Regions from separate parts of the Homo sapiens genome. Here region 2 is linked to region 1. Evidence: read pairs that join two places in POLR2A ChIA-PET (ENCODE). Cell type or tissue: A673. All regions are shown on one strand. Links, peaks and the distances in the headings refer to the core of each region. The heading gives the core; the rest is flanking DNA.

The links. Peaks named below come from ENCODE experiments on the same cell type or tissue, not always from the same donor. Only the 100,000 strongest peaks of a DNase experiment are listed, where the experiment ranks them.
Region 2: POLR2A ChIA-PET joins it to region 1 with 8 read pairs; 1 of 35 experiments calls an interaction of 5 or more read pairs at or near these places.

What each region holds. Positions count from the first base shown.
Region 1 is chr11:124,073,984-124,078,368 of GRCh38, reverse strand. No RefSeq gene overlaps it. Among named protein-coding and RNA genes, the nearest start is that of OR10G7, 35 kb to the right of the region's middle. In A673, for the core only: no CTCF peak of the experiment used is centred there; a DNase peak (open chromatin) is centred at 2,088; H3K4me3 peaks cover 1,170 bases.
Region 2 is chr11:124,841,476-124,845,860 of GRCh38, reverse strand. No RefSeq gene overlaps it. Among named protein-coding and RNA genes, the nearest start is that of ROBO3, 22 kb to the left of the region's middle. RefSeq lists enhancers at 2,143-2,704, 2,705-3,268. In A673, for the core only: no CTCF peak of the experiment used is centred there; a DNase peak (open chromatin) is centred at 2,530; H3K4me3 peaks cover 808 bases; H3K27me3 peaks cover 3,398 bases.

The DNA.
Region 1 (4,385 bases), core at 75-4,074:
CATTTCCAGAGGCCCTGACTTGTGACTGGAGCCTAACTGGGGCGGGGGGTGGGGGGGTTTGGGAGGGCAGTCTTTCTTGGGGACTGAGCCCTCAACCTGTGGGATCTGATGCTACCTCTAGGCTGACAGTGTCAGAATTGAACTGGAGGACACCCAACTAGTGTCTGCAGCAGAATTGATTGGTCACTTGGTGTGTGGGGAACCCTCTCCCCACAACAGAAGTCCCCCATGTGGATTATTGCTATTGAGTGAGACAGTAGGAAATAGGCACATTGAGTGTTGTTTATGCCACTCTCAAACTATGAAAAAAACCCAGAAGATCCTGAATCAGGGCACCAACACCACCCATCTGAGACTGAAGACCAAAGCTGCTCCAGCAAGGATGGAGCCAGAAATCCACTAGCCAAGCAGGCTGTGAGGCCGGTGCCACACCTCACCAGGGTCAGGGGTTGTGCTAGAGAATAATCCAGGAGGGACTCGCAAATGAGAACTGTGCAGAAGTTATGATCAAAAGATGTATGGAAACTAACACTCTTAAAACACACACAACAAACTCTAAAATCAGAACAATTTACAGCTTAAGAGATAGAAATACTCTGGGAGGCCAAGGCAGGTGGATTGGCTGAGCCAGAAGTTTGAGACCAGACTGTGCAACATGGCAAAACCCCCATCTACAAAAAATACAAAAATTAGCTGTGTGGTGGAGATGCCTGTAGTCCCAGCCACTGGGGAGACTGAGGTGAGAGAATGACCCGATCCCAGGGAGGTTGAAGCTGCAGTGAGCTGTGCCACTGTGCAGCCTGGGCAACAGAGTGAGATCCTGTCTCAAAAAAAGAAGGAAAGAAGGAAAGAAGGAGAGAGAGAGAGAAAGGAAAAGAAAGAAAAGAAAAAGAGAAAGAGAAAAAGAAAGAAGGAAAGAAAGAAGGAGAGAAAGAAAGAGAGAAAAAGAAAGAAGATGGACTACCACATCTCAAAGAATTTAAAATATAAGTGTTAAGGAGACCATAAAAGGAAAAATATTATTTTGAAACAAAAATAGAAAATGCTGAAACAAGGCAAGCAAAAGTTATGACAAGATGCCCATAGAAATCTTATAAAATTAATACATTATAGCAAAAATTTTAACATGATAACTGAATATCAGACTAACGAAAATAAATTACTAAACCAGATTTAGTTCTGAGAATCACCCAGAAGTAACATACAAAGATTTTCTTTTAAATAAAGAAAATTAAAAATTGATAATTTGCAACAGTTTCTCTAGGTATCATATCCCGGTTTTATGAAATTCTAGAGGTAGGTGTGCTATTGTTTCTCCATCCTCCAATTCCTATTTTATATCACCCCTTGGAAATCTTTCTTTTTGTTCTCTAATTTTTATTTTTTGACGTATTTTGGGAGCTCATAGAGCTCCCCTCTCTTTCAACAAGCTCCATCTAGTAGGCCCAGTAGATTCCAATCACATTAGGTGAGAATTATCAGAAGATTTATTCAAGAGGATTATTTTTTTCTCTTCAAAACTGTCAGAGGTGTTGGAACCAGAGAGACTCCCTCTTGAACAGGGGCTGGGTAAAATGAGGAAGCTGCTGGGATGCCTTCCCAAGAGGCTAGGCATTCTAAGTCACAGGATGTTTATAGTGAAGGGAACAGGTTAACAAGGTTTACCAAACAGACCCAGGAAACAACAGACCCAGGAAATGTCCCGATGTCCCAATATATTAGGAACAAAAGCATTTTTAGTTTAAGAAGAAGTTTCCCTTTAAAGATAATAATAGAGATTTTTGTGGCAGACAGTAGTTACACGACGGTTAGTCCCTTGCCGTGATGGCCGCTTGCGGGTGGTCCGGAGCAGCCGCTGTCGTCACGCTGGCTGCAGCAAGGAGGCGTGGGTGGTGGCGGCACGAGCTGCTGCGGGAGCGGCAGTGGCGGTGGTGGGTCCCCTATGTCCTGTGTCCCCAAGGCGGCTGACTGTGCCACCCCTATCCTTCCGCAGCCGGCAGAACCCGCTCCCAGGCACGGAGCCTCCATTGCTCTGGACCCTGGTCCCATCGCCGCTCTCATCTGCAGCAACTGCTGGGAGGGTGCAGGGAGGAGGTGGAGCTGGGCCTGAGGCAGTGCCATCCTCCACGGAGCCGCTGGGAGCCAGGGACAAGGACAAGAAGGAGCACCCTCTCCCCAGGCCCCCAAAGCCCACCACCCTGAGGGCCACCGCAATGGGGCTGGGCCAAGCTACCCTCCAGCACAATCCGGCACTGAGGGGCAGGCAGAGCATCCGGACCCCCTACCCCAGGCTGTGAGGAGGCGTGGCCAGGGCTGTCTGCAAGCTCCAGGAGGCCAGGGGAGCCCCACCCTCCCAGGCACGGGACTCTGGCATTTCTGCTCTCTGTACCCTCGAGGACCCGGAAGGCCCTCCCGCGAAGGCTCAGGGTTGTCTGCTCCCACTGCCTAGCCGCTCGCCACTCCTGGCACCCACTCCAATCTCAGAGCAGGGTTGGGGCTGAATGAACCCTGGAGCTGTCACAGGCCGGCTGGGTGTAGCCGGGTGTGTGCACGCTGTGGGCAGCACTGATACACCAGCCCCCTGCTGCCTCGGCCCCCTCCAGACTTTGAGCATCCAGGAGCACAAAGGCTGGGTACGGGGGAAGCTGAGTGGTGGGGGGCTGAGGGCAGCTAGGTGCTGGCCTGCAGGTGCCCCTGGGGGCTAGCAGCCTGGGCGGCATGGACAGTGTCAGGAGGCAGACAGACTCCTGGGTGGAAGGGGTCAGGTCCCCCAGGGAGGGTCCGAAGGCTAGGGGCCAGGCTGCTGGTGGAGTGGGGTCTTGTGGTGCCTTTTCCAGACCTGCCCATGGCCACCCATGGACCAACTGGCACACACTTCCTCTCCTCTGAGGTCCATAAAAGCCCTGGGATCAGCTACAGCAGGGTAGATCAGAGGATGGAGAGGTGACAGGATGATCAGCAGCAGAGAGGAGTTACACTCTCTGCTGAGAGCTGCAGAGGCAATGGGATGACCTGCTGCAGAGAGGAGCCACCACTCTAGGGCCTCTTCTCTGCTTAGAGCTGCAGACAATGGGAGGACCCGCAGCAGAGAGGAGCTACCCTCAACACTTGTTGAGATGACCTCTAGCAGAGAGGAACTACCCGCTCCCTAGGAGCTGAACACTTGTCAGGACACTCCGGCTGCAGAAAGAAGCTCCCCACTGCAGGTCCCCTCTGAGCTGTTCTATAGCTCAATAAAGCTCTTCTTCCTCTTACTCACCCTCCACTTGTCTGCATAACTCACTTTTCCTAGTCACAGGACAAGAACTCGTGACCCAACGAATGGCAAAGCTAAAAGAGCTGTAACACAAACAGGGCTGAGACATGCCCCTTGCTTGCTCCCTACATTGCAGGTGAAGAGAAGGAAAGAAGAGCTGTGGCCCTTTGGGGATCCCAGACCTGGGAGCTCCCCCACAGGGCTGTGACTCCCTCTTTGGGGCCCTGCAATCTCCAAGCTTCCAGGCACCACCATGGTCCCCAGTGCCAGCTGTGGAAGCTGCTTGCAGTGCACCTGGTCTGGCCACAGCCTTGCAAAGAACCAGCACCCATGCCGGCACTTGGAGCTGCCCACCCCACTGCAGCAACCAGCCTGTCTGACTGTGTGCAGTGGCCAGACCTCACACTTGCTCACATACCCTTCACCGCTCCCACCTTACTCGCCCTTGGGAGACATGGGATCAAGGCCAGTAGCGTCAGCCAAGCACAGCCTGCAAGGCCAAGTAGGCAGAATGAGCCCAGTGGGCCCCACCAAATCTCAAGCAAAGGCGCCACTGGTCACAGATGTTTCCGGTCAGAAAAGTGACACCCCAAAGATCCCCTAACAGTAGACCTTCCCCACAATTGTTTTGCTTTGTTTCTTATATATAAACAAGCATTGTACCTAAGGTGGACGTAATTCTTCCTTTTGCTTTTGGGAATGTCCTGCTCTGCCTATGGAGTGGCCATTCTTTCATTCCTTTACTTTCCTAATAAACTTGCTTTTGCTTTACTCTGTGTATTTGTCCTGAATTGTTTTTTGCACAAGATTCAAGAACCCTCTCTTGGGGTCTGGATTGTGACCCTTTTCTGATAAAACAATTTAATGTTTTATATTGAAATGTGCTAATGTTGAATTTGTAAAGATACTATCAATAAAGAAAAATACAAACAATAATTGTTTTTAATCTACTGAAATCTATCGAGCAATAACCACTCAACAATTTGGTGATCATCTTTCCACCAAAGACACACGCATATGCTACACACACAAATTTACACAAGTAAATAACATTATAGCTATGATACTATACTCTAATTTTCCTATTCCCTAAAGCTTTTTCTCACATCAGTAACAGATAGCTGCCTCA
Region 2 (4,385 bases), core at 282-4,281, 770 kb before region 1:
GCGCAGTGTAGGGGAAAGGCAAGGGAAGGACCAGAGTCAGGTGTCTCGCATCTCACCTGTCACCCCCTCTGAGGCTAATTGATTCCAGACATGAATAAGGGGCTCTCACTTGGGGTCTTGAAGGACCCCTGCCCTGCTCTGGCATCTCTGATGCTCTCCCAGTGGGAGTGCCCCAACCCCTTCCCCACGTCCTCCTCCAGGAATAAGACCCTGTGCGATGCAGGGTGATGGAGGGAAGAACAGGAGGGGGCGGCAGGCAGGGGGGCCCTCTCCTCTGCCTAATCCTCTCATTACCATCTCATAATCAGAATCACGCTTTCAATGTAAATGGGGATGTTAAATATTGGTTTCTCTAGACACAAGCTCCTTTGGAGAAAATTATTTATGCTCCCCCTTTTGCCAGTACTGGTGGCCCCCACAGTGGAGGGGGGGATGGTGCAAAGCATTACTGAGGGCTGGGGGCTTTAGAGTCAGACTGGTGGGAAGGTGGAAGTGTCTGACTTCCGCGGGGGGAGACTGATTTGTTTTAGGTTGGCCTGGGCAGCCTCAGTTTCCCTGATTCAGCAGAAGAAACTCATCCAGAGGAAATTGGCTCATTTCAAACTCATCAAGACTTGGTAGGAGCTGATTGGCTTCCGGTCTCAAATCATTCTCGACTGGAGAGCGATATGGAGTTGTAGATCCCAAAATCAGATTACTAGGGGAGGGGAAGGGCATTCACGGGAGAGCTCAGGCTCTTTGCCCTGTTGCCCATTGCTAGAAACTCCTGGCATGTCCCAGGGTAGTGACCTGCACTCTCCAACCAAGGACAAAAAGTGGCAATGTCCTTTCACATCCAGAACTTCCTGTTTGCCGTTTCACAGCAGTCCTGCGACACAGGGAGAGCAGCTACCATTCCCAACCGGCAGGATGAGGCTCAGAGTGGATAAGCAACTCACCCAGGCTCACACAGCTGGTAGATGACAGATTCATATGGTAACATGGGTTATCTGAGTCCAAACTCACCCTCATCCCTTCGCACCATGCTCTCTTAAAATTCAGGCTACTACTCCTCTGCCACTTGTAGGAAGATGGGGAACATTTGGTGTGTCCGTCTTTTGACTACAGAAGAGTGTGCATTGAGGGTGTGCGTTGAAGGCGTGGGGGTCACTGCCTGAGGTCAGGCAGAGGTCACTCTCAGCTCTACTGCCGCAGTTAGGACACAAGGATGCGGACTGCTGGAAAAGCCATCACCCTGCCTGCTCTCTCTCTCTGTTCAGTGGCTCCATCCCTCACTGCCTTGTCTCTACTCTGGGTTCAAAACTGGGAATGAATGTGAATCACAAGAGTCTTGAGCTCTTGGCCTCAAGTGATCATCCTGCCTCAGCCTCCCAAGTAGCCGGGATTATAGGCACAAGCCACAGAGCCCGGTAAGTTAATATTAATAGTATTAATAATTGCTTCTTCTCACATTTGCTTAGCATTTTACAGTGTACAAAGTCCCTCTCTGGGCCAGGCACAGTGGCTCATGCCTGTAACCTCAGCACTTTGGGAGGCCAAGGCGGGCAGATCACTTGAGGTCAGGAATTGAAGACCACCCTGACCAACATGGTGAAACCCAGTCTCTACTAAAAATACAAAAAATTAGCTGGGCGTGGTGGTGGCCACCTGTAGTCCCAGCTACTTGGGAAGCTGAGGAAAGAGAATCACTTGAATCCGGGAGACAGACATTGCAGTGAGCCAAGATTGTGCCACTGCACTCCAGCCTGGGCGACAGAGTGAGACTGTGTCTCAAAAACAAAAACAAAGCCCTTCTCTGGATTTGAGGGTATGATTTGATGCTCACACCCGCCTTGAGAACTAGCACCACAGCCTTATGCTAAGGATAGGGCACAGGTTCTGGGATCAGCCTGTGTGTGTTCACTTCCGGCTCCACTGCGTATTAGCTGGGTCAGTCCTGGCAAGTAGCAGTGCGACCTCAGGCAAGTTAAGACCCTGCTCTCTGCCTCAATGTCCTTATCTCTGAAGTAAAGACGATAATAACAGAGCCTACTTCCTAGAGCTGTTGGGAAGAATCAATAAGATTATACACGCCAAGTGCTTAGAGTAGTGTCTGGCACTCACTAAAAGCCATTTTTAGGGCGGGTAAGGAGTGTGAGCCCATCTTACAGACGCAGAAGCTGAGGCTCAAAGGACTAAGTAACTTGTCTAAGGTTACTCGGTTGGCACGGCAGAGCTGATCCTTAATTCGGATCTGGAATGCAATCTGCAGGTGGTCTGGGACCCATGCCCAAAGTTCCCTGAGGAGAAGAAGAAAGTGGCGGTCTCCTGAGGTCCTTTGTTGTGTTTTAGATGGCAAGGCAGGCTCTTTTGCTGTTTAGCCGGGTTAGCCACAAGCGGAGGAGACCGACTTCAGTGCGGCCGGTATGACTTGGGGCGACCCCTCCTCCCCCCCGCCCCTGGCTTGAGGCGGCGAGAGGAGCCTGGGGCACCATGTGGCTTGCGCTAAGCCGCTACTAGAAAGAGAGGGCGGGAGATGCCTTCGGAGGACCCCCTCCAGGGCCTCGGAGAGGCCTTCCGCGGCTCAGCTCCCTGCGTTTAGCTTTCTCCTCATTAACTCCCCGGCCTCATTAATCAGCCCCGATGAAATGCGCCCCCGGGAACGCTGCCCGCCCGCTCCGCCGTTTGGCGCTTTAATTATCCTCCCAGCGGGAGGAGGCGGGGTTGGCGAGGCTGTGTGTGTGTGTGTGTGTGTGTGTGTGTGTGCGCGCGCACACACACACACACACATACACACACGCGCGCGCACACACAAACGCACACATGCATGCACAGGTCCGAGGATGTCCGAGCCAGGCAGAGCCTGGGTCGTGACCCAGCCAGGGCTGCAGACCCGGCTGGCCTCGCAGGATATTACCTCAGCCCCAGCAGCCCTAATATCTCCTGGGCATCTGCCCAGCGAGCCTACTGCCATGCGGTCGTTTGCATCAAGTCCCTTCCCTGCAAGGGAAGGGGGTCCTCTTTCTCTCCAAAACAGTCCACAAACCTTCATCTCTTTTGTTTAATTTCATTGACTAACCAAATCCTTACTGGCCTGCACCTACTTTGTGCATTGGGAACATGGTTGGGAACATGATTTAGGAGATGGAGATACAGACATAGCCCCTGTCAGGCATCAGGAAGCTTCCACACCGGCCAGGAGGGAAACAAGTGAAAAAGCAAACCAAACAAAGAGCAAAACCACCCATCAGTGGCAAGGTCCTCATCTTAAAGTGAGCCAGAATGCTGTGGAAGTGCGGAGTAGGACATGGAATGCAGTCAAGGCTTGCCAAGAAGGCCTTTCCTAAGATCAAAGCCTGGAGTGGGACTTAAGCTAGAAGTGGAAGCCAGCCAGGGAAGCAGTGGATGTTTAAAGGAGTAAACAGCAAATACAGAGAGGACATAACATAGACAAAACTGTGTGCACAGAGCCCTGTGGCTATTCCGTCCAGCTGGAGGACGGAGTTGTGACAAGGAGACAGCATGAGGTAAGGAGCTAGCCATGGCAGAGCCCAGGACATGAGGAGCCTTGTGTGCTGTGCTAATGTTGACTTCGATGTAACCTAAAGGCAATGAGCAGTTAGTGACGGATTTTAAAGCCAGAGAGTGACATGGTTAGACATATGTTTTGGAAAACCTCATTGCGAGTGAGGAGGATGAGTTGGAGGAGGACAGGAATGGAGGAAGGGAGGCTAATTAGCAGGCTAGGTGGCTGATTGGATGTGGGAGGCAAAAGAGGGAGTGGAGTTTGGAATATTCCCAAGTTTCCTCTGCAAGGTGTGTTTGCAAATGGGGAGGAAGGTTATCTTGAAGTGGTCCCAGGTCTCTGGCTCAGCTCAACTTGCAGGTAAGGCAGAAACCAGCTGGTCTTCCCTGTTTGCTTTACCCTCGTCTTGGTAGGCAGCCAGGAGACTTGTCTTCCAGTCTCAGGAAGGTAAGCTACTTCATCAGCTCTCTCATCTATAAGGTGAGAGACTTGGATTGGATCTGCTTTACAGACTTACTCCTGCAGGGCAGGGGGTCCAGGGTCTAAGAAGATCAAAGCATGCCAAGGCAAGAATGAATGCCTACTGAAGGAGGCAGTGCCCCTCAGCCAAAGTCTGCTCTAGTCTTGCTGGAAAAGGACTCAAGGTTGCCAGATATTCTACAACGGAAGCCAGAGGTCAATGTTTTTAATATGACATCTTCTAATTTTAAAATGCCCAATCAAAATATACTTGGTTTGAAACACATGAGATATATTTAAATCCATTTGTTCATAAGTGATTTAAAAAAAATCGTTGGTCACCATTAGGGGAATCTGAGGAATCACCTCATTATTTTGATAAATAATAAGGGAAAGAATCAAGCATTTATCCTGCCTTTCC